2 separate regions of the Mus musculus genome follow, and region 2 is linked to region 1. Evidence: chromatin loops called from intact Hi-C (ENCODE). Cell type or tissue: heart. All regions are shown on one strand. Links, peaks and the distances in the headings refer to the core of each region. The heading gives the core; the rest is flanking DNA.

Evidence for each region. Peaks named below come from ENCODE experiments on the same cell type or tissue, not always from the same donor. Only the 100,000 strongest peaks of a DNase experiment are listed, where the experiment ranks them.
Region 2: a loop joins it to region 1, with 2.5 times the contacts of the local background. A loop is called at or near these places in 2 of 42 quality-filtered maps.

The regions. Positions count from the first base shown.
Region 1 is chr19:45,215,631-45,230,868 of GRCm38, forward strand. No RefSeq gene overlaps it. Among named protein-coding and RNA genes, the nearest start is that of Lbx1, 14 kb to the right of the region's middle. In heart, for the core only: CTCF peaks have their summits at 5,075 (motif pointing right), 5,695 (motif pointing right) and 6,926 (motif pointing right); DNase peaks (open chromatin) are centred at 5,101 and 5,701; H3K4me3 peaks cover 2,045 bases; H3K27me3 peaks cover 6,493 bases.
Region 2 is chr19:45,357,324-45,372,561 of GRCm38, forward strand. Btrc (beta-transducin repeat containing protein) reads left to right here and starts at 6,411. Exons shown (of 15, transcript NM_001037758.2): 1 at 6,411-6,563. The coding sequence starts at 6,516. In heart, for the core only: a CTCF peak has its summit at 6,801 (motif pointing left); a DNase peak (open chromatin) is centred at 6,378; H3K4me3 peaks cover 2,123 bases; H3K27ac peaks cover 1,625 bases.

The DNA.
Region 1 (15,238 bases), core at 2,312-10,311:
CCATTCCTCCCTCCCTCACATCCTTCCCCTGCTAGAGTTTGAGGAGGGAGACAGGAAATTCCCACACCCCACAACTGCTTCTCTTCCCACAGCCTCCTGAAGGAGGGCAACTACTTGGGTCCCCAGCTTCTCCCCTCCTTCTTGTAGATTAACTTTTTATCCAACCACGGGGCTTCCACACAGCCTCAACCACAACCACCAGTTGTCCTGAGAGGGACAAGGGGCCAGGTAATCCAGGCTCACTCTCAGGCTGAACTACAAACACGGGTATACGTGGTCCCCGGAGTTTAAAAATAAAGTCAATGTATTTTGTTTGCTTTCATAGAAGATGGAGATGAAAAGAGAGACTGTGCCCTTGGCCTCTCCCAGGTCAGAGGCACCATTACTCTGCTAAAGAGAGATGTCACCACCCACAACACTATGTATGTTCCTCCCAACTCTGATCTAGGTAGAGGGATTTTAGGAGCTACTTGGAACTTACAGCTGTTTAAAAACACAGCCAGCCACAGGGTAAGGTGAGCTCAGGCGATGTCCTTCCTACATTATATTGTAAAGTGAATGGATTTGCTCCCCTTTGGCCAGGGTCCCCATTACCAGGGCCATCATTACTGTCCTTGGGCCCTCAGGTCCTCAGCTTACATCAGTGATCATTCATCAAAGGAAGGAAACCTTTGACCTCTATCAGCGTGGGGGACTGGGTGAACCAGACTGGACGGCACTGGCTCAGTGGAGTAGCCTTGTCTGTGCTTCTCCTAGGACCTTGGGGGTGCCTGAATGATGACGACAGTGTCTGAACCTGGGACGTTGCGTCCACTGTCCCTGCCTGGAGATCCCCGAGCGCCCCCTAGTGTTACTTTTAAGTCTTCATCTGAGGATCAGCGTGGACCACAAGAAGTGAGGGGCCATCAGGAGCTAGAGTGATCACTTTGAACTTGCTGATGGGAGTTACCATATGCCTCTATATAACAATGACCGCCCTGACCAACTGTGCTGAATAAATGTATGAGGCTGAGGGACTTAATTTAGCTAACAGGCACGACTCAGTCACTATACCACCCCCACTTTAAGGAAAGGGACCTGAAACACAGAGAGGTTGGGTAATTTCCATATGGTCATCATGGACAGGATTTACAACTAGGTGTTCAGGGTTCAAGAGTCTGTGGGGTTCCTTTAAATATTCATTTTATTTTTACGTACCTTGGTGTTTTGCCTGCGTATATGTCAGTATGAAAATGTTGGGAACCGCGGGATACCCTGAATCTCCTGGACAGTTGTGAGCTGCCATGTGGGGGCTGGAACTTGAACCTGGATTCTCTAGAAGAGTAACCAGTACTCTTAACCACTGAGCCATCTCTCCAGCCACAGAGCCTGTGATATTAATAATGAAAATGATAGAACAGAGATCTGTATACTGTATCATCAAGGGGAGCAGACGCCTAACCCAGGAAGCTTTTGAATTTGTTATAGCAGCTTGGATGTACCTTAGCATGGCCTCAGGGGCAGAGAGTTCCCAATTAGGCCTACTTGTTTTCTGTTTGGGTTGTATAGGGTTTTTGTTTTTGTTTTTGTTTTGGGGGTGGTGGTTTGTGTTTGTTTGTTTGTTTGTTTGTTTCCAAGACAGGGTTTCTCTGTATAGCCCTGGCTGTCCTGGAACTCACTTTGTAGACCAGGCTGGCCTCGAACTCAGAAATCCGCCTGCCTCTGCCTCCCAAGTGCTGGGATTAAAGGCGCCACCACTGCCCAGCAGGCTGTATGTTTTTTTAAGCCAGAAAAAGATGCCATGGTGGTGGTGCACACCTTTAATCCCAGCACTGGGGAGGCAGAGGCAGGTAGATCTCTGAGTTTGAGGCCAGCCTGGTGGTGTACAGAGCCAGGTCCAGAACTACAGAGAAACTCTGTCTTGAAACAGTCAAATCAATCAATCAATCAATCAATCAATCAATCAATCCAGAAAGTGTCTATCATAGTTGGCTTATCAGCCATTGAAACTTCTGTGCATAACCATGACTGTCACTGTCTCTGTTCTCCATCGTGGGCACAAGCCCTCCCGATGCCAGGACCCACTTGCTTCAACCCAGTGAAAACAGGGCCTTCACTGCTATCCTGGAGGACAGCGTTCTGTGTATTTAAACTCTCATCCCAACAGTTTCCCTCACAGGGATCAGATCAATTTCTCTCATGGGTTCAATGGGCTGTGAAGAAAAGGAGGCCCTAGATGGGTGAGGTACCCACACATGCCCACGTAGGGAGGTGAGGGTATGGACCTGCCCGTACTCTCACCTCGGCAGTGCCTGCTCTGTCCCCAGAGATCACTATTCAGACCCAGAGGCTGGGGCTTCTCAATATCCTGCATGTGGAGAGGATTTTTCTTGAACCTGAAGAGTGACACCGAATTGTGCTTTTTGCAAAGCATTATGGGGACATCAGCTTGTTCAACCCTCAGAGCCTACTTTTTAGGTATCAGTTGCTGTTCTGTCTCACAGATGAACTGAGGCTCAAGTTGGGCACTATGACACCGGACAATAATCCCAGCACTAGGGAGACTGAAGCAGAAAGAGTGTGGTTTGGAGGCCAGCCTGGGCTACATAGCAAGACCCTGTTTCTAAGCAAGAGCAAGAAATGAATCTGAGGCTCAGAGAGGAAAAACTGGGTGGCAGTGGGGCTTGCAGACTTAAACCTAGGTTCTGGTTCACAATAGCAGAGTGGATTTCCTCATATTCCACACTGGGTGGGGAGGAGAGAGGGGTTCTGCAGCCCACGGTTGTGGATAAGTAATGGGAGAGCAGGCTTTTGTGACCAGCATCCCTAGGAATCAAAAGTGAGTGAGTTTCCTTAGAAAATGGCCAAGAATGAATTAAAGGGGCAGAGGTCCAGAAATGTATTTCACGTAGCCAGACAGAAAACTTTCCATGTTTAAAATGAGGCAAAACTGGGCTGGAGAGATGGCTCAGAGGAACACTGACTTCTCTTCCAAAAATCCTGAGTTCAAATCCCAGCAACCACATGGTGGCTCACAACCATCTGAAGTGAGATCTGAAGTCCTCTCTTCTGGTGTGTCTGAAGACAGCTACAGTGTACTAATAAATAAATAAATAAATAAATAAATAAATAAATAAATAAAGTAATAAATAAATAAAGTAATAAAGTAATAAAGTAATAAATAAAGTAATAATAAATAAATCTTTTTTTAAAAAAAACTGAGGCAAAACTAGTTACTACTAATCTTAAGGAAATAAACATGGATGACCAAAAAAGTTAGCAGAAGGAACAGGGTGAGCTTTTGTAGATACCTCGAAGGAACTCACAAACTTTTCAAAAACTCCCTCTTAAACCTGAGAAGAAAGCGCAGTCTCTTGGCAGCACCGTGAAAGCCAGCTAAGTCTCCAGCCCCGTTTTGCCTCGTTTTAAACCTGGAAGTTGACCAAGCTTCTAGAGCAATGGCTCAGTTGTAACATATCAATGTATCACATTCCTCCCAAAGATCAACAAGTTGAATGTTTCATAAAAGTAACTTTAAAGAATTGGAAAGTGTCTATGTGTCATGACCCAAGTGATTAATCTTGGAATTAGGGAGGCAGAGAGGCAGGTGGATCTCTGAGAGTTCAAGGCCAGCCAGGGATACATAGAGAGCCTCTGTCTAAAAGAAAACCCAAACAAAATAGGATTGGGAAATGGGTAAAGAAGGAAACAGTCTCCACACTAGGGACATTTCTCAGGTGTTCCCAGTGATCTCTTTCCATGGCTCTGCAGTGGGGTCCTGGAATCCAAATTTTCTGCAGTTCAGATTAGCATGTGGCTGGCCCTGGCAGCTGACTGTCTGCAGCTCCTCCATGGGGGTAGTGCAGGGACGTGGTGTGTCCTGGTTCCAGGCACTGACTCCAAAGGCACCAGGATGTCTGTACCATGGAAATGCACCAAGGGCCCCAAGAAGGGGGCAATGTGGGGCGCACAGGGGTCCCCTCATTGTTCTTGCTGCTTAAGGCCTGGGGCTCAGGATTTTTTTTTTTAAAGATTTATTTATTTATTATATGTAAGTACACTGTAGCTGTCTTCAGACACTCCAGAAGAGGGCATCAGATCTCATTACGGGTGGTTGTGAGCCACCATGTGGTTGCTGGGATTTGAACTTCGGACCTTCGGAAGAGCAGTCGGGTGCTCTTACCCACTGAGCCATCTCACCAGCCCAGGGGCTCAGGATTCTTATTTCTACTGCCTAAGAGGACCTCAAGAGCCCAATAGACTGGCTTATTCTGAGCTTCACCCATGGGACCCGGCTCTGAACAAAGTGAACGGGACTGAAGTGACCTGGACCAGAGCTCTGGGATCTACATGGAGCAACAGCCTCTGTGGAAGGTTGTCAGATCATTTTAGGTCACAGAGGGACTTGGAAGCTCAGTGCTGCTTCTGTCACAGGCATGCCACTGCTGTCTTCCGTCTCCAGTAAGGACAGGCCCTAAGAAAAGGACATAGACCCACAGTGGCCTTAGTGCTACTTCATCCTTTATGTGCCCTGGGCATCCTGCCCTCCACGGAGCCCTTGCACCTCCTAATGCCCAGACCTGGAGAATATCCTGAAGTATAGTGAAGCTGATGGGACCTTGAAGAGGGTAGCTGTGCCTGGACATGGAGGGAGTATCAGTAGACGGTGGCAGTCTGGACTAGGGTAGGAGAGTATGTGGCCTAAGGGTTACTGAATACATACATACATACACTTATACATACATACATACATACATACACATATGCATGCATACATAATACACATGTGGATGCATACATACATGCATCTATACATGCATAATTGACCAAAAAAACTTGTGCATATTCACAGTGTTAGTTAGCTATGATATGTGGGAAGAAATTCCTAATCTTTCCCACCTTGCTGGCACACTGTCAGTTGGGGGGTAGTTGGGCCAGCCACAGGAAGAAAAAGAGATACGATTGATGCAAAATTGGTGTGGAGCTCTGAGCCATTGCTTCCCTGTGAAGACTCATAAAGCCTGCGAAAACTTCTCTTTCTGTTTGGAAAAAAGTCCTCCTTCCTGAAGCAGATCTGAAAATTCACTGCCTTGCAGCGCACTGGCCCGAGCAGTGTCACATCACGACCAGCAGAGGGAGCTCTTGTCTAACCTTTCCCAGGCAAAGGCGGGACCCAGTATGCGGATTTGAGGAGTCAGAGGGGTCTTTGTTACCAGTGAGGGGATGAGGACAGAAAGAGCGAATCTAGGGTAAGAGTAAGGATGATTAACGACTACGAACTTTCCCTTTGGGTGTACAACCTCAGGAAGAAGTTGCCTTTTCCCTCAGCCCAAGAAAGACCTAGCCTTTGTTGTTCTCATTTTTGTGGGGTGGTTGTTGTTGTTGTTGTTGTTGTTTGTTGATTTACTATCCAAAAGCCGAGACATCGGGTAGACCCCCAGCTCTATCCAATACCCAGTCCTGAAAGTGCGTTTCCCACATCTGCAGGTTCCAAAGGAAGGCCCGCAGCAGTATTTTGTTATTCCTAGCTGCGTCGCCTCCTAAGCCTCCTAACGTGCTGGGAAGGGACAGTAACACTTTTTGAAGCGAAGGCTTTTTGATTTGAGCTTAAAGCGGCTACTGCATGGGGTTTGGGGTTTCAGATCCGGCATCAGAAAGAAGTGGGTGAAGGGTGCTTGCTGCTGAGTGTCGCCACAAGTGCCGCTAGGTGGCACTCAAAGCCCGCGACATGGAGAAGCGCGGGCTTTTAAAGGGGCGGGGCTGGAATGACTTTGAAACCCCAAAGAAACAGAAGTCAGGGTCCGAGGACGCTGCTCACAGAAACATAAGGACAGCCTGCGTACATCAAGGACTGGGAAGCAGCCTTCGTTCACCAAGGGCTTTCACTGGAGAGATGAACGGGGGCGAGAGGTATGCGAGTGCTCAAAGACTAGAGACGAGAGCCCCAGCATTCCCTTAGGGCTGGGATGGACTTTGGTCTCAGTCTGTCATCAGACCACCAGCCGGCCCCTGGCAAAAGAATTCTTCGGAATCTAGACTTTGGAAAGGGAGGAAATGCTCACACCACCTGCTTTCTGCAGACTCTGGGTCTGTGGCAGCAGCTTTTCTGAGCTCGCCTGCCCCTTGCTACTAGAGGTAGGGAGGTGAGAACCCGGGACTCTCCCAATCCCTGGGTTTCCTTCTTTGCACTTCCTTTGCATATCCTCAGCCTTTCCCACCCCAAGCTAGAATCTGTTCCAAACTTAGAAAAAAAAAAATGACAATATCCCTCATGCCCTTCAGGATGAGAAAACAGACTCTAAATGTCTAGTCCCTCCCAGAGCATCTGAGGGAGCCGGCCATTCTCTTCCTTTCCAGAGTCAATCTCTCATCCCCTCCCACCCCCACCCCATCCCAGGCAGCCTGTAATTGGAAAAACTTTGTCTTGTAACTTGTGTGACCCCTCTCCAGTCTTTTCCATCTTCTGAGGTTTGACCCAAAGCGTCCCCCATCCCTTCCCATTCCTTATTTTGTGATTTCAGTCGGACTTGGGGAAGGAAGACCATCAAAGGTCCCAAAGTAGCCTCGTGGCTAGTTGGGCAAGCATTAATCACATTCATCCATCTAGGAAATTCAAGTCTAAAAGCTGCTGGCGCACAGGTTTAATACAGGGACTCCTTAGGGAGACTGGGATTCACCGGCTTCTCCTCAACTAACAGAGTGAACATGAAAAGAGAAACAAGATTAAAGCAAAGATGCCCAGGATCCCGGCAAGGGGCTTCCCTGGTGGTCCAAGCCCTGCTCTAGGGACCTTAGCAGAAACCCCAGATCCCCAGATCTGAGTTGTTGGGCTTAGGGGAATAATATATCGAGCCTGGAAAGTCTGTTGTCTCTTGGGACTGAAGGTCCTTCCAGCCTCGAACCTGCTTCCCGTAGATTGCCAGCTGCAGGCGCGCAGGGCCTAGCCTCTGCCCAGCAGGTGGCCCAGGAAGCAAGTGAGCGGTTGGGTATCTGTCTCTCCAAGACGTCCCGTCCCACCGCCCTGCAGCTTGGCGCTACTGCCTCCCGGGCCTGGGGGGCGGGGGGGGGGAGGGAGCTGGCCCTGGAAAGGCCCCACCCCCTCCCTGGAGGCCAGAGGTATTAGTGCTGCTTGATCAGACCTCATTTCCTGCGAAAATGGAAACATATCCAGGGTCCTTAATAAAGTGAATGACGAGGCTTCGGGTGTAATTGGGCTTCTGTTTGGTGGCTATTTCCTTAAACTGACAGTGGAAAAAATAAAAGCCCACAGCACCCAGATGTAATTATGCGACTATCAAAAGAACAGGGTATGCCCCCGGGGAGGTGGCACAGATTCTAGCCTTGATGTAGCAGAGGCAGGCATATCTCCGTGAGTTCGAGGACAGCCAGGGCTACTCTGTCGTTTAAAAAGAAGTATATGGTAGATTAGCCTGCTCTTGGTTTATCCGCCTTCTAGGAAACTGGCACAAAAGCTTACCCAGACCAAGGGACTCAGGAGGCCAGAACCTCCACTCCACCTCTGCAACCAAGAGCGCATCTCTCCGACCTTCAGCCTCTGGACCTAGCCTGAGATTCTCCCTGCCGCTGCCATAGGCTCTCCTGGGATCGTTATTTATACGCGGGGGCGGGGGTGGGGGCGAGTGGGTGGGTGGGGGTGGATCTATTCCTTTCCCTCAGAGGAGGAGCACCCTCGAGGGCAAGGGTAGGTAGGGGCTGCCTGGTTGTGATTCCCCAAGACTGCTCCCTAGAGCCTGCGCGCTGGCTGCATATTTCTATGTATAATCCAATTTTTTCCGTGACTATCTAGTTAAACTCTTTAACAACAGCTACATAATTAGAATTTGGATTCCCATTAATTTTCCCTGGGCCTCGAACCATTTGCAGCTCACACTGGTAATTAATGCGATACATCACTAACTTTACCCAGCGCCGGCCAGCCCAACTCTGGTCACTCGGCCCGCACCCGACGCCCCCGCGAGGAGCCCTGACTCCAGACTCGGCTTCCAGAGTGGGGGGCTGAGGGCCTCCCTCCAAAGCCGAATGCCTCGGCCCGCGCACCCAAAGCCTTCTTTCCAGGAAATTTCACAATTAAAAATATTTATCGGGAGCAGATTTACGTTTCTGGGTTTCCAGTCTCGGGGCGTCTGGGTAGGCTATTAAGAGTAATTAGCATCTTTTGCGCATGCAGATTTACTTCGCTCATTGCCACATAACTCATCCCTAAAAGCCGGCGCAGGCGAACACAGGCTCTGCCGCCAGAGCTACAGCCGCCGCCCGGGTTGACTCAGCCCCGCTCGCCTTGCACTGTACAGACTTTCAGTCTCTCTGAGCCATTTGGGTCCCTCCAGGGCCGGGGTAGGCAGTGCCAAGGAGTAAAAGGCTCCCACTCTGGAAATCAGGGACGTTAAAGCGACCCCAGACCAACAGGGGAAGTCCCAAGCTAGGTTGTCCCGGTGCCTGCCTGGACCGCAGGCAGGCATTGTGGCAATGCATGTGTATGCATGAACGATTGGGCTTCTCTATGTGCACGCAAGCGTGAGCGCCGATTTACATGTATGCTGTTGCTAGTGCGTGTTCTTCTGGGCGCGCACGATGTGCGTGGAAAACCACTTGACCCTCACGGCTCCGCGCCCCGCCCAATTTATGTCCAGTCCACTAGTTCCCATTGCTGATCCTAGGCCACTTAGCTAGGACTTCAAGTCTGGGCCTCTGCTTCCTCTTTACAGACCCAGCCTTATCCAGCCAGACCACCTGGAACACTGAGCCTAGCGCAGGCGCTCTGGAGGTGGGAAGAAATTGGGGAGACACACTCTGTTGCGCGAGGGCCAGCCACGTCCTAGAGTACTTTCTAAAGTACTCCACGTCCTAGAGTACCTTCTAAAGATGTACCACAGTAAGCTCAGGCCAGGCCTGGCTCAGTGAAGAGAAGTTATGGAAACCCCTGGGGGTGGGGGTGGGGGCAACAGGAGAAATTGGAGCCCGCTGGGGGCGGGGGGCGGGGTGAGTAGGAAGGGGATGAGGGCTGGGTCCTATAAGGGGCCAAAGTGATATTAGGAGGGCTAAGGACAAGGAAAGTGACTGTGGTTCCCGCACCCTGGTCGAGGCACCCACCCACCCACCCCGGGTTCGCTTCGTTATTAACGCGCTGGGAAGTCCGCAAACCGCCCAACTTTCTTCTCTTTAATGAGCCTAGAAGAAGAGGCTGCCCTGGAGGGGTTTGTTCATTAAAGATGTAGCTGGAGGAATATTGTCTCATTAATTATCTGGTTTTAATTACACTCCTACCCTTTGAATCTGGAGATGGAGAAAGTTGATTTGATGGCACCGCCCCCTTTAGCTTAAAGAGTCAGGCCCAGGGAAGGGAGCAGGAGGGGGCGTAGGGATTATGTGTGCCCAGAAGTGTGTGTGGGATTGTCCTAGATATGTCTGGTGAGACTCTGGCACAAGATGGGGAGGGGGGGCGCTCTATGTCTCAGTTCGTGTATGGATGCAGTCTCTGTGTGTGGATCTGAAAATGTGCGTGTGTCTGAATGTGTGTGACCACGTGTGCCTTCGAGGCTATGTGGACGTGACTTGGATGTCTATGGGTGTTCTCATCCTGTGTGTGGTTCTGTGCGCTGGGGTGTGCATGTGGGTAGCTGAGTGTATCTACACGCAGGCCTGAGAGCGGGTGTCTAAACGAATAAGCATGTGACTGGGTAGTTGTGTCTGCGAATGTCTAAGACAGCGGCTTCCTGCCCATGAGTTCGAGTGACAGTGTCTGGCAGTGTTTCTGAGACTCTGCTGTGCCTGAATGTGCCTTGGATCTGTGAGTGATGTGGGGGGCTTCTGTGACTGAACCGGTCCATGAGGTCTACTGCTCCAAGGACGTTGCTTATTTTCCCAGGGTCCCTAGGGCTAGGGTACCACCTGGAAATCATGGTCCTTTGGGGGGGGCTTAAGGGGGTGTTCCTCCCTGCCTTGTCCCTTGTCAGGCTGGTGTGGCACTAGAGCGGGGGCTGTTTTCCCTTTAAATCGAGGACACTTTGACAGGGGACATTAAGGACCGGCTGCTCAGGCTGAGCAGATCATAAAACCGGACAGGCAATTTCTGCTCCCGCCAAATAGCCGGGCAAACTCGTTCTGCATCTTTGGTTTTAATGCACTAAACTGGCAGCTAAGCAGGGAGCGAGCAAAGGAGGGGGTGGGGAGCCCCCCACATACACCGGCACACACACCGGCACTCACACAAGCGCCCCTTCACACCCTGTGCCCCGTGCCCAGCCCTGACCCCCCCCCCCACTGGCAGAATTATCAACTAGAATTTGATTAATATGCAAATCGCAGGCAAACAGCTCCATATAATTCTTTCAGTGGAGAGTAATTAATCACCAGTTAAAGCAAATTAATACATATATCAATTTTGTCAGAAACATGCTTAGTTCAATCGCCCGTAAAATTGAAGTTTGAAGTATTAAGAGGCTCTGCAGAAACGCCAGGACTAAAACTTTCAAATTGATCCTATTTAGTAATCAATCAGGCTCTCCCCTCAGGTTAATCTGCCTAATTTTTCATCTCAAATCATACACTTTACTGACACGCCATCTAGCAAACAGTCGATAAAAAGTTAACAAAAATGATAACGACTCAAGCCACAGCCATTGTGCAGGGCGGGTGGGCGGCAGGGCGGCTTTGATTGCATTTCCAGGGTGGTTTGGGACTTGGCGTTTTCCTGAGCCAAGAACTGGGAGCTCCCCCAGGCAGAAGCCTCCCTGCCCCACCACCCTGTTCTGTGACTGCAGCCCTCGCAGTGGTTGGGCTCCCTTTAGCACAAACTGGTGGCGTTTCCACCAAAGTCACTCAGACAGCCAGTTCCCTCTCCACTCTGGCTGCCAGAACGTGAGGGAACCTGCCTGTCTGCATCCAGAAACCATGGCCTAAGCCTCTCCCCTTGCTGGTGTGTGTAGAAGGGCGGATAGTAGTGATGTTGTGAATCTGTTCAACATCTAAGGTTTACCTGTTTAATTTTCCCTGTCTTCCCCCCCCCTTTTTTTTTTCTGTTGTTGTTTTGTTTTGCTTTGCTTTTTGGAGACAAGATTTTGCCATGTAGCTCTAGCTGGCCTGAAACTCACTATTGAGCCACAAACTGGCTTCAAACTTGTGACCATTCTTCAGCCTCTGCCTCCCAAGTGAGTGCTGGAATTGCAGGCATAGACACCGTGCCTCCTGTGCGCTTAATTATTGCATATGCTAGTGGCTGTCTGAATTTAGACGGATGTGCTGTGTCATATTCAGTGACACTATGTGTCCAGGAACCCTGTGTCTGTATCACTGGGTGCCTGCCTTGTGTGTGTGTTCATTGTTTCTGGACCGTGTTTGTGGTGCTGTGTGCCTGAGAGGGGGGTGTTTCTGGATTGGCTGGGGGGATGCTTCATCCACTCTACATATACATACGTGTGAGACCTCAGGCAGCTGGGTACATTGGCTCCCCCATGGACATTTAACCTTGAACGCTCTCTCAGCAGATGTAAGAGGCTGCTTCTTCCCACCTAGCTCCTAAGCTGACCCTCTGTACATGGAAGGGGCATGGAGGAGGGGAAAAAAGCCCCTATTGCTTGGCAGAAGGGACTCTCAGCCATGACATCTCCCCACTGCACAGCGCCCCAACCCACAGCATCCTGGATTCCAGAGTCCTGAGACTGCTGGAGGGAGTCAGGAAGCAGTCACTGAGTCAGGGATACCTCTGTCCCTTATACTCAGATGTCATATCTACTCCTAGAGGTAGTTACAACCTGTCATGAACCCCTTTATACACATGGTGACAATGGGTCTCCCCTGGGGCCAAAAATCGAGAGCTCCCCCAGAGAAAGCTCTCTTCCTGCTCGCTCACCGTGCTCTGCTAACACAGCTCTGCTGCTGAGCTCCCTCTCAGCACACCAGAATATTGGCAGAATTTTCATCAAAGTGCTTCTGTCTGGGTCCCAGAACAACAAACAAGTAACCAATTTTCTTCTCCAGAAGTACCCACAACTAGAAACACCTAACTCTCCATTAGGGCAGCCTGCATAAGCAGATATGTCTACAAAACATAGTCACAGCCATACCCAGATCCCAAGATGAGAGCAACTGGTTTGTTTACACCCTGTCCCATCCCACTGACATCTTTGGCCCCTCTGCATAGAAATGTATACAGTGGTCATTTATACTCTTCCTGGTGTGGGCAGAGCTGAGCCCCTTCCAGTGAGTGGTAGGGAACCTGGGCCCATTGAAGCTATACCTCAGGGGTTTCAGTTCAGCCTAGTAATCAAGTTGAATGGGAGGGGGTAAATAAGGAAGCCATTCAGGGGTGGCAGAGACTACCTCCACAACCTTCTCTCAAAGAAGCAGAGCCCACAGTGTGGTGTTCTTCTGTGGCCTCAGCTGCCCTCGGAGTGGAGTAGAGGAGTAGACTCAAACCCCTGGGAAGGTTCTCTAGACCACCAGCTGCTCCCCTGGGGGGGGGGGTGAGCTACCTTCTCTTCAGGCTAGGTACCCTCGGCCTTCCCCCCCCCCCCCATCTTGTGAATGCACATCTACCTGAGTCTGTGTTGGCCTAAAGGTTTAGAGTGCTGGAGTCTGAGTTGTGCCTACTTCAGTTTCTCCAATGCTCTTTCTCCTGGTTCTCTGCTCACACCCCGTGCAACACCCCAGCCGATGCTCACCCGCAGGTCACCCCCAACTCTTTTCCTCCCCTCCGCGCACAGACTGAGGCACACTGAGACAGTTGCACACACGTGTCTACAGTGATTGGTTACTCGGGCCATGGCCGCGCACCCCCAAACACCCCCGGTTGCACAGGCTCCATTTCCATCAATCAGATGCACATGTTCAGTCTCTAGCCACACGCAGGCACACTCAGAAATGCACCCTTGTTGGTCTCTGTGCAGCTCAAACCCCCCCCCACACACACACACCAGCACCAAGTATCTTTCAGGACAGGCAGTTGTATCAAAGAGAAAGAATGGGTAAGAGCCTGGGAGAGCAAAGATGGGACCCCAGGAGAAACTGGTGGTGGGAAGATCCTCTCACCCCCCCACATAACCCACACAAAATCCACACAAAACCCAGGGGCCTCAGTTTTCCTTTCCTTTGGAAGACCCAGTCTATGGCTATATCCTGGGGGCCAGGCACTTAGGCTAGCTCTGCATAGGAATATTCTAGAGATATACCTATTTCCCACACGGCTGCTTACCTGCATCTCAGGCACACCGCTCAGCTCAGCCAGCTTTCCCCACCAGCTCACACCTACCCTGCTCACTATTGTATGTGAGCAGCTGGCCCTACCCACTCTACCCACTCAGGTTCCCTGTCCCCTTCCCTGGTGGCCTTACACTCCTTGACCTCACCTATACTGGCCTCTAATCTGGCTATTCCCTTCACATCTTTGAGGTCCCCTTGTGTCCCCTTCTAAATGTATATGTTTGGGGAGCAAATTTACTTCCAGCACAAAATGTCTCCAGGGTCCCAGGAAAGAGGGGTTGTTTGCTGGGGGTGGGAAGAAAAGCCCGGGTGTCCCTGGGTTCTGGTGTCTGAGAGCCAGCATGGCCGGATGAGTGGACTTTTCTGGACCCGTTGGCTCAAAGGGGTGGGGAGGAGGGGGGTCCCCGCGGCAAGCGGCAGGGGCGGAGGGGAGACGTGCGGCCCCAGCCCGTCCCTTTCAGGGGGGACTCATGCATCAAACTTCAATTTTCCGGACGATTGAATTAGTGATTTTTTTTCTCCTGAACTAAAATACACTTAAGTCTTTGGGATTAATTACCACGTTCTGGTCCCTCAGACTGGAGTATTACTTATCGGAGCTGCGTCTGACACTGGCCCGACACCTCGTAAAATAAGGAACTGCGCCTCCCGGCCTCACCCGGCGCCGACCGTCAGGCCACCGCGCAGGGGAAGGCGGAACCGCAAGGCGCAGAGGAGGCAAGCTCCAGCCGGGTAGCTCGACCTGTCCGCGCACGGAAGGGGCTCCAGTCTGTGAAATCAGTTACGTCCCAGGACTCAACAAGCCTCACCAAGGTCCAGAACTCAACCAAAAAGGGAGAGAGACAAAGCCTCTAATTGTCCTCCCTTGGTCAGCCAGGAACCGAAAGTGGTCTGCACAGGGCTGGGATTCCCAAAGAAATAAATCTGTATTGGTCCCAAGCGATCAAGGAACTCTGGGTGAAGGGCCGAGCCATAAAGAACTTCACCCAGAGTGGGCGTGGGGCCCACAGCTCTACACAGGGTCCATGTCACATTCAGACACGAAGAAACAGATATGCAAAGCCCACACAGCTCGTGCAGAGCCGGGACACTCCTCAGTGTGATAACTGCACACAGCCTCACCCTTAGGCAGGTACCCCGTGAGAGGCTCTTCGGTGAAACCTGGAGTTCAAGGCTCTCTTACGTCATAGGTCTCAGAGGCAAGACCTGGGCCAAGGCCATTTGAGCACCCCTGGGCTACTTGCTGGCTTCAGACTTCATCAGATAACTAAGAAGATGGCAGGCTAGAGTCCCGGCCTCCCTGGATTAAAGCCTTTACCCACACTTAACGTTTTCCCCACTGTCTGATGCTTAACCTAGCCTGGAGGGTGAGCCCCAACCTGCGGTGCTCGGCATGGCTGAAGTCAGGCCTGGATAACCTCACCCTGGCGCGCTTCCGAAGCACAGCGACAAGCGGGGCAGAAGCTCAGAATTCAGCGGAGCCGAGGTGACCGCAGAGTGGCTTCCTTACGTTGATCAGAGTTCCCGCACGTCTAGGGCTCACCGGCTGGGGCTCAGCCTCAGGTGTCCCTCCCCTCCACATGGTCACTCTTTCCTTCAACTGGACTTCCCTGCCAGCCCACAGACACAACGGATCACTTTTGTCTCTCAAGGCCTGAGTCTTAGGCCTCCTCCTCCAAGAAGCCATTTCCACCCATGAGCCCGAAGTTGGGTCTTGGCCTTTTGCAAGCAGCCCTCCCTCATGGTCACCGAGGATTTCCTAACGTTCATCGTTGCTTCCGGGCCTGCAGATTAGATTAGGAGCTTCTTGAGGGCAGCGACCAGCTCTGCTTGCGTTTCAATTTCCCTAGACACCTGCACACAATAAATATTTGCTGAATCGATTCCCCCCTTTTACTTTATTAATCCTTCTCCTTCCGTCTTCCTCTCTTTCTTTTCCTCCTTCCTTCCTCCCTCGTTATTTTTTATTTCTTGGTTATATTCAATTGTCATGTTTTTCAGGCTCATTAAATCCATTTAGAGACAAAAGAATAAAAGGCAG
Region 2 (15,238 bases), core at 2,331-10,330, 140 kb after region 1:
CAATTCAACTATTCTTAAAAACAAAAAAGCCGGGTGTGGTGTGTGTGTGTGTGTGTGTGTGTGTGTGTGTGTGTGTGTATATATATATATATATATATATATATATAGAGAGAGAGAGAGAGAGAGAGAGAGAGAGAGCAGTAACTTAGGAACAAGATGGCGGTGGATGAGGGACCCATACAAGAGAAGTAATTAAGTAATTGGTGTGGAATAGAAAGACATTTGATGGACTGGTGACATCCAAATACTGAGATCAAGGAACACTGGCATCTTCAGTAGGTAGTTAGAGGACTACAGAATGTCCAGCAGGATCTAGGGTTCTCCTGATAGAAGACCATTTTCTGATAAAGTGATGTCTAAATATTTCTTTCTTTCAAGACTATGTAGCCCCGGCTGTTCTGGAAGTCACTAGGTTAAACAGATTGGCCCCTTGTCTTCCTAGAGGTGAGTGCTGCGCTAAAGGTATGCATAGCCAAGCACAGTACTTGCTCTAGATTGAATTTATTTTTATTTTATAAATGTATGAGTGTTTCCCTGAACATATGTCTGGATTACAGATGATTGTTAATAGCCATGTTGTGCTGGGAACCAAATGCAGGTCCTCTGGAAGAGAAGCCAGAGCTCTTAATCGGCTAAGCTATCTTCATCCTCATAATTTGTTTTTAAACTTTCATTGGTTTATGTGTTCCAGAGGTCATGGGAAGAAACCCTGAGTGGCCTAGGATTTACATGATTTCTCTCTGTCTTCCATGTGCTAGGATTATAGGTGTGTGTCACTCTGCCTTTTCTTTCTCTCTCTGTGTGTAGTGTAGTGTCTGCCTGTGCGCAGGTGTGGTGTTTCCACTCCTTTGTGCATGCTGATGGAGAAGCCAGAGGTCTTGTAAGCATCTGCAGAGGAAGCCAAGCATCTTCCTCTAGTGTTCTCCACCTTTTTTGTTACTGCCTGCTTATGTATGTATGTATTTATTTATTTATTCGAGACAGGGTCTCACTCTGTAGCTCTGGCTGACCTGGAGCTTACTATGTAGGTAGACCCAGGTGGTCTCAGTATCAGAGATTTGACTCGAGTGCTTTCTTTTAATTTTGTTTGTTTGTTTGTTTGTTTTGTCTTGTCTTTTGAGACAGGGCTTTTCTATGTAGTCTCCTCCTTTTTGACCCCAAACTTATTTCTAGCATTGGCAAGATGACCCTGGCTCCTGCTTCTACCTCCTGAGTATCAGAATAACAAGCAGTATACCACCATGCCTGGTATTGGCCTCTGACATCTGGAAACTCTAAAATGTACACAATTGTGAGTTGAGTGTAACTCAGCTTTGGGGCACTTGCTTAGAATGCCTGAGGAGCTAAGTTTGCTTTTCAGCACTGTCATCCAGACAGACAAACATGTAAAGTACACATCCGTGTAACTGAAAAGAATAAATGTTGAAAAAAATAAGCACTCTTCGGGAGTGGTGGTACACGCCTTTAACCTCCACACTCGGGAGACAGAGGCAGGTGGATCCCTGAGTTCGAGGCCAGCCTGATCTGCAGAGTAAGTTCTGTACTTAAACTGAAGAGAAAATCTAGGGAAGGGAAAGGGTTGTTCCAAGGAGACAGTGGTCAGGGCCTCAGGCTATATCAGATTCCAGGAATACAAGTGGACTTTTGTGGGAATAAAGAAAGGGTTTATTAGTTGAGGAGGAGATTAAAACATTTGCATAAAAATTTCACAAGGGGTGAGGGTAAAAATATTTGAATTCCTTATCCTAAACAAAAATGTTATAGTATTTGGTAGAAAAGACTCATACTTATTTCGGAATGCCAGGAACCTCTCTCTTGGTTGGATGAGTCCCTGGGCAATCTGAACAGCTAATTTCAGCTCAAAGACAGAGCCAAGAAGTGTATTTGGTGTATATTTGATGTACCCTGATGAATATCATCTAAAGTCCTCTTCTTTTTCTGCTCTCCACCCCCAACCCCTGACCCCAGCCTTGGCAGTTGGCTTCCCAATAAGCCTTTCTTTCTACCTATGGAATAGCTTGGCGGATTCACTGTATGAGATTCTGTCTAAAAGAAACAAGCGATAAGTGAACCTTTTGAAAGAGGATTGGAGCTGGGTGGTGGTAGTGCATAACTTCATCCCAGCACTTGGGAGGCAGAGGCAGAGAGAGAGAGGCAGAGAGGCAGAGAGAGAGGCAGAGAGAGAGAGGGGCAGAGAGAGAGAGAGAGGCAGAGAGAGAGGCAGAGAAAGAGAGAGGCAGAGAGAGAGAGAGAGAGAGGCAGGCAGGTGTTTGAGCCAGCCTGGTCTAAAGAGTAAGTTTCTGAACAGCTAGGGCTACACAGAGAAACTGTCTGGGAAAACAAAATAAACAACAACAAACAAATAAACAGGAAGATGGAAAAAGGATGGGAAAAGTTTGGCTAATTACAACCTATTAGTCAATAGAAGGGTGAGCTAGAAGTAGGTCTCTTGTTCTTTTCTTCGGTTGGAGGGAGTGAATTTAGGGACTGATACATACTAAGAATTAGTCTCCTCAGGTCTCTTTCCTCTGATCCAAAGAATTTGCCTAAACTGGTTGGCTATGAGGGGCTACATCAAGGCAAGTCTCACAAAAAAACAGGGTTTCTCTGTGTAGCCCTGGCTGTTCTGAAACTCACTCTGTAGACCAGGCTGGCCTTGAACTCAGAAATCTGCCTGCCTCTGTCTCCCAAGTGCTGGGATTAAAGGTGTGCCTGGTTGTCTTTGTGTTTTAATACCTGTGATTACAGCTTTTTTGAGGCCAAAGCAGGGAGATTCCAAGTTCAGTCAGAATGGAGATAAATCACAAGACTTGGGGCTGGCGGGATGGCTCAGCGGTAAAGAGCACTGACTGCTCTTCCGAAGGTCCTGAGTTCAAATCCCAGCAACCACATGGTGGCTCACAACCATCCATAATGAGATCTGACGCCCTCTTCTGGTGCATCTGAAGACAGCTACAGTCTACTAATGAATAATAATAAATAAATATTAAAAAAAAATCACAAGACTGCCTCAAAGAAGAAAAGATAGCAGGGTGTGGTGCATGTCTTTCCAAGGCGGCCTGGTCTACAAAGCAAGTTCCAGATAGCCAGAGAAAGAAAGGAACAACAAAAGTGTTATTTTGAAAGAGGAGAGGAGAATTCTGACCCAAATCATCATGGCCAAATTAGTTAAAGCAAGTTTTTTTGAATTCATGAATAAATGATTTGGGTCAGAAGTCTCTCTCCTCTCATCTTTCAAAATAACACTTTGCTTGTTTGTTTGTTTATCTCTGTGTAGCCCTGGCTGTCCTGGAACTTGCTTTGTAGATGAGGCTGCCTTGGAAAGGCATGCACCACACCCTGCTATCTTTAGCCTCCCCCTAAGGTGGAGTTCTAGAGGTCAGTTTTGGTTGTGGGAAAGATAAGGCTTTTATAGCTCAAGGTTAGGGAGTTTCCAAATGGGGGATTTAGCTAGTAAATAGGCAGGGTTACAGATGAAGAACATAACAAGGTGGTCCTTACAAGGTGATTCTAACAAGAGCTGTTAACAGACTGTCTGTCCTGGAACTCCATTTGTAGACCAGGCTGGCCTAGAACTCACTAGAGACCTACCTGCCTCTGCCTTCTCAGTGCTGGGATTAAAGATGCCTGGATATAATAACTTTGAAACAAAGGTAGGGTGGTCATAACAATTTTGAAACAAAGACATGGTTGCCATTTTCTGGAATAGGCAGTACAGAACCACTTGTGGTTAAAATTACAGGTGGAGCATAGCCCAATCCTAGAGAAACAGTCACAAACAGGAATGGACCCAATTTGTCTTTAGTACAAAATGCCTTTTAAGTCTGAAATGGAGGCAGGTTGGTTCATCAAAATGTTCTCAATTTGGATTTATCGATTTAACATGAAAGGTGATTCTTGGTTTTGTTTGTTTTTGAGAAAATGCCATGTGGTTCAAACTGGTCCCAAATTCCTGATCCTGGGTTCTGGGATTACAAGTATACACCTCCAAACCTAGCTGTAAATAGCCAATTTTAACAAAGATTACCCCCCCCCCCATTTTTTTTGGCCAGCCCCTGACAGTTTCCTTTGAATTCATATGTACATGAGTGTTTTAGCTAATGGAGCTGATAAACCAAACCTCTTGGTTAGCAGGTGATAGTGGTGCATACCTTACATTCAAGCACTCCGAAGGGGGGAATCTCTGATTTTGAGGCCAACCTGGTCTACGGAACAAGTTCCTGAGCTACAGCTTCCCAGTTTGCTTTACCAGCTCTCACTTTCTACGTGAGTGGCCAGAGAAAGCTGCAGACCCACTGACAACCCTTCTTTGTTGTTTTGCTTTTTTTTTTTTTTTAAATAGGGTTTCTCTGTGTAGCCATGATTGTCTTGGAACTTGCTCTGTAGATCAGGCTGGCCTTGAACTCAGAGATCTGCCTTCCTCTACCTCCAGAGTGCTAGGATTAAAGTTGTGTGCCATAATGCCTGGTTTATTAGAAGTTATTAATGTAAAATTTCTAGTGATGGGCATAAAGTGATGGTGACAGCAGCTGTGACCAACGTTGCTACTTTTTAAAATACAGACTTCCATTTGTAGCCTAGGCTAGTGTGGAACTCAACTATGCAGATCAGGTGAGTGTTGAACTCTGCAGCATCAGCTCCAGACTAATTGGTCTTCCTTTAACCTGTAGAGTGAGTATATTTGCCTTCTGCCAAAACTAAGTTGGTCTAGTGAGATGGCTCAGTGGGTAAAGGCATTTGCCACCAAATCTAATTATCTAAATTTGATCCCTGGGACTTACATTATGGAAGAAGAGTAATAACTTTTTGTTTGTTTGAGTCCTGGTTTCACTATGTAGCTCGGGCTGTCTTGGAACTTCCTATGTAGACCTTGTGAACCTCGAACTCACCAGCTGCCCCCTTATCTCCACAAGCCAAGTGCACCTACGTATACACAAAATAAATAAAAAAGTAAAAAAAAAAAACCAACAAAACAAACAAACAAACAAACCCAGAAAACACCAACCAACCAACCAGAAAAAGAAAGAACAACAGAAACCTAACCAAAATTTGTTGTATTATTCCTAAGTACCATTCTCTCTTGGCCAATGATGTTCTCCTAATTAAAGATCTACTCCAGGTGAGGCACAGTAGTGGCTGTGGGTCATCATGTGGGTGCTGGAAATTGAACCCAGGTTCATTGCAAGAGTAGCAACTGCTCTTAACCACTGAGCCCATATACCCCAGCTTTTTATGTGGGTGCTAGAAACTTGAACTCAGGTCCTTGTCCTTTCATGGGAAGCACTCTTATCTACTGAGCCATCTCCCCAGCCCCATCTTGTCCCTCTCTTTTCTTTTGTATTTTTCAAGACAGGGTTTCTCAGTGTAGACTTTGCTGTCCTGGAACTTGCTCTGTAGACAAGACTAGCCTCAAACTCACTACATCAACCTGCCTCTGCCTTTGCCTCCTAAGTGTTGGGACTAAAAGCATGTGCCACCACACCTGGCCCATTTCTGGCTTTTTTTTTTTTTTTTTGGTTTTTTGAGACAGGGTTTCTCTGTATAGCCCTGGCTGTCCTGGAACTTACTCTGTAGACCAGGCTGGCCTTGAACTCAGAAATCCTCCTGTCTCTGCCTCCCGAGTGCTGGGATTAGAGGCGTGCGCCACCATGCCCGGCTCCCATTTCTGGCTTTTTATGGCCAAAGACACTACTTATAGATTTCACTTGCTTGATAGTCATTGAATTTCATTTATGTAACACAGGACTTTGATCTCAGGGTTAGCAATGGTAGTTCATACTTTCTGAGCGCTAAACTCAAGGTTTCCTGGAGTGAGTTCTATCTGTCCCTGGCTTGCTTGGGGAGAGAAAAGGCTCTTCTGAAAAAAAAGAGGCAATAATAGCTTAGGATGTTATCGGAATCTTGCATTGATGTTGAGGCTGCTGTTACATGCACACTTGGCTCAAGTCTCTAGGTCTCAATCTTTCTGCAGATGCCAGATGTATGAACTTTAGGAGGGTCTGGTTTTCTAAAATCACAATTAGGGAGAACCAAGGACCCTGAGTTCTCTATTTTCCTAGTATTTGGAATACAGAGGAAGCGCTAGTCGCCATCTTGCTATCAAATGCCAGGCAAGGAGCCACTGGCGTCGTTTGGTAACCACGGTGACACTCCGGCTTTGCCTTCTTAGAGACTGGAAACTACAATTCCCATCAGCCGACTTCCCCTCCGGGCTCTCGAGTGCTCTACATTTGGCTTGCACACAGCCGCGACTCTACGCAGTGACCCGTGGGAGTTGCTGTTCGCCGCGTAGCCTTGCCTTTTGCCGCTGGAGCCTCCAGAACTACAAGTCCCGTGAGGCAGCGGAGTGCGCACGCGCAGAGCCGCGGTCCTCCTCGGGCCCCCTGCCAGTGCCAGGAGGTAAAAAGAGAGGGCGGGGGAAGGAAGAGGAGGCGGGATCCGGACGCTGCGTTGGCTGCGGCCTGGCACGAAAGGGGCGGCCCCGGCGGAGAGCAGACCCAGTAGTCCGGGCGATTATGGACCCGGCAGAGGCGGTGCTGCAGGAGAAAGCGCTTAAGTTTATGGTGAGGAGATGGGTGCGGGCAGGGGACTAGTGGAGGCGGCTGCGTTGGCGTGTCGCTGAGCTTAGGCCAGGGTCACCCGCTCACCGCAGGAGGGGGCAGTGGGACTGGGGGCCAAGGCCAGTGGCGAGGCGGAGGGAGGGACTGGACCTGAGCTTGGGGGAGGGTGCAGGAGGGTACAGAGGGGACCCTGGGGTGGGGGCAGCAGCTCCGCCATCTTGTGGAAGAGAGGCCAAGTGACAGCGGGAGCTCATTCGAGGTGGGGGCTCCTGGCGGCGCGCGGGGCCCCAGAGGGAAAGGGGCGTGGGGACAGTTACTGAAGAGCGGAGGAACCCGGGTGGAGAGACGCCTGTGGACGCTGGCAGGGGCCTTCCCGGTGTCAGGGTTACGGGTAAGGCCTGGGAGAGGAGGTGCACTCAGGAGTGGGGAATAGTGGAGATAGGATAATGGCAAGACAGACACTGGGGGCAGGGGGAAACTGGGCAGGGCTGGAAACTGATGGCTGTAACGGCGAAAGTGGGAAAACCATGGCTGGGAGGCAAGTATTTTTGTAGGATGGGCTGAGAAGATAGCCTTTGCCTAAGGGCTAAGGGTGGAATCCCAGTTAGCTCTACTAATGTTGGCAAACTCTGGAAGAGGCCTCATTTAAGAAGATAAGGACTCAGACCTAGGGCTATGGTGACAGTTCCTGGGAGAGAAAGACAGTGTTGATTGTGAGCTAGAATTACAAATATCAGAAAGGAGATACGTGCTCTGTTTTGAAGGAGAGGGTCAAAATTATTTGTGGTAAGGACAAAGCGATGAAAGAAATGTAGTTACAGGTGAGTGGGGACAAGGTTAATAACCAATAAGAGAAATCAAAACAAAACTTGGGCCTTCAGTGGTGAGGTAGTAAAAAGTGGGGGAAGCCAGGTGCTGTATTGCTTTCTGTGAGAAGAAAGTCCTTGGAGAAATGAGATGTGAGGAAATTTCAGAGGAAGGATGTAGGGAGTAGAGAAAGTGAGATAAGTCGGGATTGGTGGTTGCCCGTGAGTTTTAGGTTGTAGTACAGAGTGAGTATTGCATTTTTAGGGTCTGTGTCAACCCCTTAGGCCCTGTTTCTGTAACTTTGTATGGTGGTTCTCCTTTGCTGTGCTTGTCTTTGGCAACCTTGACCAGTCTGATATTTGATGCTTTTAATCTGATGCTTTCTTGTATAGCCTAGGTGTAAACCAGCCTCTAGTTACATCTAAAGAAGGATGGATGCATAGATTTTTTTTTTAAGCTTAACAGGTGGTCTTAGGGATAATGCATTATTTTCAATCAAGTCTTGTGGTTTTTTGTTTATTTGTTTGTTTGTTTTTGTTTTTTTTCAGAAGTAATTGTAACCCATCTTTCAAATAGCATTCCTTGGTTGAATAGTTTTTTTGTGCCTTTGCCTAAAATGCCATAACAAATTTGATAAACATAGATACTAACTTAGTTGAAATTAGGTTTTAAATTGTCCCATTCATATTTATAGAAGCTGGTCAAATTTAACTTTTTATTTTGGGGACTGGAGAGGCTGCTCAGCAGTTAAGACCATTGCTGCTCTTCTAGAGGATGAAGGCTTGATTCCCAGCACCCACATGGCTACTCACAGTGGTTTAACTCCAGTCCACCCTCTTCTGGACTCCCCCCCCACCCCCCCACCATGTACACAGGTGAACAGGTGATGCACAGACATACATGCAGACAAAACATCCATACACGTAAAATAAATAAATAAATAAATAAATAAATAAATAAAGTGTATTAAAAAGATAAAATTTTAGCTGGGCTGTGGTGGCTTGGGAACAACACTTGGGAAGCAGAGGCAAGACTGATTTCTGAGTTCAAGGCCAGCCTTGTCTAGAGTACCAGCTCCAGGTAGTATGAGCTCTGGGACAGCAGAACTACATAGAGAACTTCTGTCTCTAAAAGCCAAACAACAAAAACATTACTTTGTATCCGTACCTTCAGAAACACAAGTTTGTCATTCACAAAATTCTATTGAGCCAAAAGACATTTCTTGAATTTCTGTCCTGTGTTGACCTTCTAAAATATTGAGACCCCAGGTCTGGAATTGTGGCTTGTACCTTATTCTCCAGTACTTAAGAAGTGGAGTCAGGCTGGGGAAGGTGGCCTACATCTGGACTGGTAGGTGGATCTCAGTTTGAGTCTAGCTTGGTCTACATAGTGAGTTCTAGGATAGCTAAAGGCACATAGTAAGAACCTGTCTGAAAAACACAAAAAAGAAAAGGAAGAGGAGGAGAGGAGGAGGAAGAGAACAAGCAGGAGGATGGTGAGGAAGAGGCAGGAGTATTGGCCAGGTGAAAGCCAGCTTGGGCTACATACGGAATTATACCCTGTGTCAACAGACCATAAACAAACAAAAAAACCAAACAAGCTAGCTAGGTGTGGTGGTGAATGTCTGTAATCCTAGCACTGGGCGGAAGGGTCAGGAGTTAAGTCTGCCAGGGCTACTTGAGACCCTGTTTACAAACAAGCAAATGAGCAGAGACCTTGAAATCTTGGGGGAGAGGATGGGAGTAAGTCAGTACTGCTTTTATGCCCTCAGCCAGCTTCCAGTTGTAAGTCAGAAAAGTGCTCAGTTTTGTTTTCCGGTTTCGAGGGTTGGCTCTGAAGAGGAACCTGCCATTTAATTAGATTTATGGAATAATGAGACTTAGCAATCATAAAGAGACATTGTGAGATCACCCCGTACTGCTGCCTGTGATCCTTAGCCTAGGAACGTTCTGAACTCCCTCAGCTCTGCTTTGTGAGTTAGGTGTTGACAGTGCCCGACTCTGAGGTGGCTAAGTACTAGTTTGTAGTTTTGAGGGCACCACACATGAATGAAAGTTGAGTCAGTCACAGGGAGAAGCTAAGTTTTCCTTTACATTTGGCTACTTTCTCTTTTGGCCTTGCCTGCCGTTGTGGCTGCTTTTTGAGAAAAGGCCACAACTGGGAGAGTGGCCAAGAAGGACACCTCAGTAAGAGAGGTCGAGACGGAGGGTTCCAATTCTCTTTCGGCTCAGCCACACCCTTATTATGAATCTGAGTAAGTCACAGCTTCCCCTCGGGTACCATGTACCCCACTATATGGTGTCTTTCCGTTCAGAGTCAAATTTAAGGTAGAGAAGGTATTTTATTTGAGCTTGCATCAAGCAATTAATGCACTACTCTGTACTCACAGTGGAAGGTTATCCTTTAGTCAAACTGAAAATTTTAGTTGCTAATAACAAGCTTGATAATTTTTTAAACTTTTTTTTCTTTCTTGACACAGGGTTTCTCTGTGTAGCCCTGGTTATCCTAGGACTCTCTATGTAGACCAGGCTGGCCTCTGTCTCCTAAGCACTGGGATTAAAGTTGTATGCCGCCACATCCAGCTTCGGTTTAAAGAATATGATGTAAAATTTATTGAGAAAGCCATCATGCAATGGAATGCTTCATGAGTTTAATTAATATCACATGAACATTGTACTTATTTTTAAACAATGGATTGTTCTTAATGTTACTACAAATTTCAAGTAGACCATTCACATGGTTTTGCCCTCTGATACTTGGGAAGGGTAGTGCAAGCTGAATCTTTAACTTCTGAAAGCAGATTAGTGAGAAGAAAGCAGTAGTTTGCACAAACCATTCTGCACCGCTGATCTCTCTCATCCAGCATTAGCAGGTACGGAGGGACCGTTTCTTAGTCCACAAGAGTGAGAACCTCAGAAAAGATACGGGCTGGAAGATGGCCTCAGCAGCCAAACGAAATTGATGGGGAGGAGCTAGGCCTCCTCAGCACAATGTACTAAGGAAGAAAAGGTGTGCTTGGTCTAAGAAACAGGAGAAATGCCGGGCGGTGGAGGCGCACACCTTTAATCCCAGCACTCGGGAGGCAGAGGCAGGCGGATTTCTGAGTTCGAGGCCAGCCTGGGCTACACAGAGAAACCCTGTCTCGAAAAAAAAAAAAAACAAAAAAAAAAAAAGAAAGAAACAGGAGAAATGTATTCCTTCCCAGCCAGTCTCAAGATCAAGCAGGAAAATAATTTTAAGATTTAAAAAAATATATTTTATGTATATGTATGTTTTGTATGCATGCGCATCTATCTGCATACCAGAAGAGGTCATCCGATTCCATGAGGCTACAGTTACAGATGGTTGTGAGCCACCATGTGGGTACTGGGAATTGAACTCAGGACCTCTGAAAGAGTAGCCAGTGCTCCTAACTGTTGAGCCATCTCCCTGGCCCCAAGATGTGTTGTTTGTTTTGCTCCTTTATTTTTATTTTCTTTTTCAAGACGGGTTTTCTCTGTACTCTTGGATGTTCTGGAACTCACTCTGTAGACCAGGCCGGCCCCAAACGTATCCAGCTGCCTCTGCCTCCCAAGTGCTGGGATTAAGGGCATATATACCACTACATCCTGGCTAAGACACTTTTTTTTTTAAATAGCTAGTAAGCAAAATAGCATGACAAGGTGAACATTGCTGAATATAACAACACATAACTGTATTCCTAACATGTAGGAGGCAGAGATGGGAGCATCCTCGGGTTGAGGCTAAGCTTAGTTCAGATAAGGTTGAGAGCCTGCTTTTTATTGTATGAACATTTAAATATGGTGCTTTGTTGTACTCCAATGAGGATTCCAGGAAATAAGAGGCAGAAACTGCCCAATGCTCTTGTGCTGGATTTGAAATTCAAGATAAGAAAAAAAATGAGACCATCTCTAATGTCATCGTGTTTGAGTCCAGTCAAGGTTAATCTAAAATCAGGGCTGGTGGGCATGGGGAGAACGTGTACCTGCTGGATGGGAAGAATAGCATTAATGCACAGGAAGGAAGAATTCCTGGACGCCGTCCTCTGTAATCTGCTGCCTTAAATGCTCTTTTAGTTGGGTGTGCAGGCTGCATGTATGAATGGGACCAGCTGACTTTGTGAGTGATATTGCAGAACGCTTGGGTTCACATCTTTGTCTGATGTGAACGTCTCAAAAAACTAATAGGATCTCCTTCGCTAGGTGCTTCTAAGCTGAGTAGAAACGATACTGAGCGAATTAATACAATTTAGTAACTTTTTTTTATTTTGTGTGTTTCTGAGGTCCGCTCCAGATGCCTTCCTCAGGAGCCATTCAGCTTGCTTCTTGAATTTAGATTCTCTGGAGCATGGGGCTCACTTAGCCTAGTGAGTGAGTGAGGAGGAGTGGCTTGCGAGTGGGGGTGGCAGTGTCCTGGAATCTGTCCTCCCGTGTTCCCCCCCCCCCCCCCCCCCCGGCACTGGGATGACAAGAGTGGACCAGAGTGCCCAGTCCTTAAGCCTACACAGCAATCACTTACCACTGAGCTGTCTTCCTGGCCTCAGCCTTCCTTGACTTATCTGAGAAACAGATGTTTAAAGTATATAAAAACAAAATTGTATCAAACAAAATCATTCTGTTTGTTATAGGTGCTTTCTGACTAGCCCCAGTAGCCTGGAACTCACAGTGTAGCTCAGGTTGGCTTTCAGCCCAGGTGGTACTCCTTGTCTCAGCTTCCAGAGTATTGGTGTCACGACAAGTGCCAGCCACCATGCATGCCCAATAAATCTCCAGACATTTCTACAAAGGATTTTCTTTAAATCAGTGAGATTGATTGCTGGCTGAGTGGTTTACATTTGAAACGAGCTCTGTTTGCCACTTTCTCTGCATCCTTTTCGTATTGGTTTTTTACTGAGACAGGATCTCCCTGTGTTGTCCAAAATACTCTCAAGTTCTTAGACTCAAGTGATCCCGCTTAAGGGTCATGGATGGAGCTACAGGCTCTTGGTACCACCCTTACCTTCCCATTTTAAATTAGTTTCTTTCCTGGATTCTCTTATCTAAATATCAGGATATGAAATTATAATGTACTTTTTTTTTGTTTTGTTTTTTGTTTTTTGGGTTTTTTTTTTGAGACAGGGTTTCTCTGTGTAGCCCTGGCTGTCCTGGAATTCACTCTGTAGACCAGGCTGGCCTCTAACTCAGAAATCTGCCTGCCCCTGCCTCCCAAGTGCTGGGATTAAACCTTTACTGTTTAAATGATAATTCTTTGTGTTCGTAATAGATGAATGAGTGGCAGTGCATTGCCAGGCTGGACTTGGTGTTAATGTAGGTACTGAGGAGGGTGAGGCAGTAGAATCCTCCTGTGGATTATAGGGTGAGTTAAAGGCCAGCGTGGGTGACTTAGTGAGGGCTTATTACAATGAAAACTGAAAAGAAGGGATGGATAGGCGTTGTCTAATGTGCTAGGAACCTGAGTTCAATTCCTAGCGCCTGAAGAATATGAAGAAAAAGAAGTGGATTATTAAATATAAAAGTAAAAAAATGTTATTTTGAATATTTGTTAGGAATTTTTATTGCCAAATTATTGAGCTTCCAGAAGAGATCATTTGCTATCTCTTATGTTTAAACCCTGAAGAAAGGAAGCAGGTAAGAGATTTTTTTTTTTTCTCTGCTGAGGGGAGACAGGACATTATGCAAAAATCTTGATCATATATAGATAAAGCCCTTTGTCAGTAGCACTCAAACACCTTTGAGATGTAGCTCAAAGTAGATAGTTTGTTTAGCATGCACAGGCTCTGGGTTTGATACCCAGCTCTGGAAAACCAAAATCAGCAGCAACAACTAATGGCCCAAAGTCTTCGTGCTCAGGATGCCTTACAGTCTTACCTGTTTCCTAGGGACACTGTGTTGTAGAGCAGAAGTCCTGTCTTCATATGAGGATCTGTTGAAGGTGAAATAGAAACTATTTACCCAAGTTTAACTTTTTTTTTAAAGATTTATTTATTATTATACTGTAGCTGACTTCAGACGCACCAGAACAGGGTGTCAGATCTCATTACGGGTGGTTGTGGGCCACCATGCGGTTGCTGGGATTTGAACTCGGGACCTTTGAAAGAGCAGTCACCGCTCTTAACCGCTGAGCCATCTCGCCAGCCCGAAGTTGAACATCTTAATAATAGCATTGTCAATGAGAAGAAATGTGAAAACTAGAGATCATTCCCCACCGCCCAATAAGACCTTGTCCTTTAGCAAGGCAGTTCCAGCATCCTAAGACAGGCAGTGGAGGGTCCCAAGTCTTTGGGAAAGGTCAGTTGTATTTTAATGGTGTTGATCAGTTTTCCACACTGGCTACCCTACACTTAGGTGATCTCTGCGTAGAGGAGCCTGACGCATATTCCTCTTAATATCCCAAAGCCCAGTAGAGACCATCTTTACACGTGGCTCAGATAACAAAAGTAGAATAGGCAGATTGAATTAATGTTGAACTAAGAATATGGTTGATCTCTGAGGCACTATCATCTTAGTATATTATTTCACTTCATTCTCCCAATAATCCTATGAGGCAGATTCAATACTATTATTTCTGTCATTTTTCATATAAGGAAACTGATTTCAAAGAGATTAAATAACTTGCTCAAAGTTACTCTGCTAACAAGGAATCTGAGGTCAAACTCAGGCATCCTTACTCAGAGACCCTCACTGCATAGGCCACCCCCAACTCCTCTGTGTGTGTGTGTGTGTGTGTGTGTGTGTGTGTATAACTAACTGTCCGTTAGCATGTGCTCAGAGGCCAGAGGAGGACTATTAGTGTTCTTCACCACCTTCCTATTAAGCAGGGTCTCTCAGAATCTAGAGCCTGCCATTTTTTAGCCAGGCTGTCAGTCCAATTTCAAACAATCCTCCCTCTGTCCTACCCAGAACTGGAGTCAGGCAGTTGAAGGCAGTTGTGTGTTGTATAGTGTGGTTGCTGGCAACCAAGCTCTTGCCTTTTGCACCCGCAGCACACTTTGGTTTTCATTTGCTGACCCTTGACTTTTGTTTTTGATTTTGTTTTTCCTCCTCCTTCAAGTCAGGGTTTCTCTGTGTTACCAACTCTGACTATACTGGTGCTCTGTAAACCAAGCCAGCCTCTGAGTACTGGGATCAAAGGCGTGTGGGCCCTGCTTGCCTGGAGGCTTGACTGTTTGTTACTACTTTAAAAAGCTCCATACTTATTTTGCTTTCTGACTCTGCTTCTGCCTTTAATATTTTTTCAACAGTTTTCTGTTCCTCAATAAGGAGGGCACATGGACGCATCACACATGGAGCCACCTTAGGCCCTGCTGACGTGCGCCTTTGTTTTAGACAGTCTCATAAGGACTGTACATCAGGAACCTCTCCAAGTTTGACCAGGCACACACAGCATACAGATTTTGGTGCTTTCATAACCTTCTTGGTATAAAGGTAAACAAATCCTATTGCCAAGGGTTCAAGATACCTAGTTTTGGGGGCTGGAGAGATGGCTCAGTGGTCAAGAGCACTGGTTGCTCTTCCAGAGGACCAGGGGTTCAATTCCCAGCACCCATATGACAGCCTACATGCAGGCAAAACACTAATGTATATAAAAATCAAAGTAAATAAATTAAAAGAATAGTTTTGTCAGGGGCCATATTATAGGAAGCCTATGATGATATGTCCAATGCTGGGCTCTTCTGAGTGCCTCTTAGCACTTTCCCTAGAAGAGCATAGTACGTGCTCTTAACCACTGAGCCATCTCTCTGGCCCAGATGGCGTGTTTTCTTCTTAGTTAGGTGGTAGCCTGAGAGTAGTTACTATCCGGACTTAACAGGTGTGTTTTCTGGTTATTTGAATTACCAATGAGAATCTGAGATGTTACAGTTGCCACATATA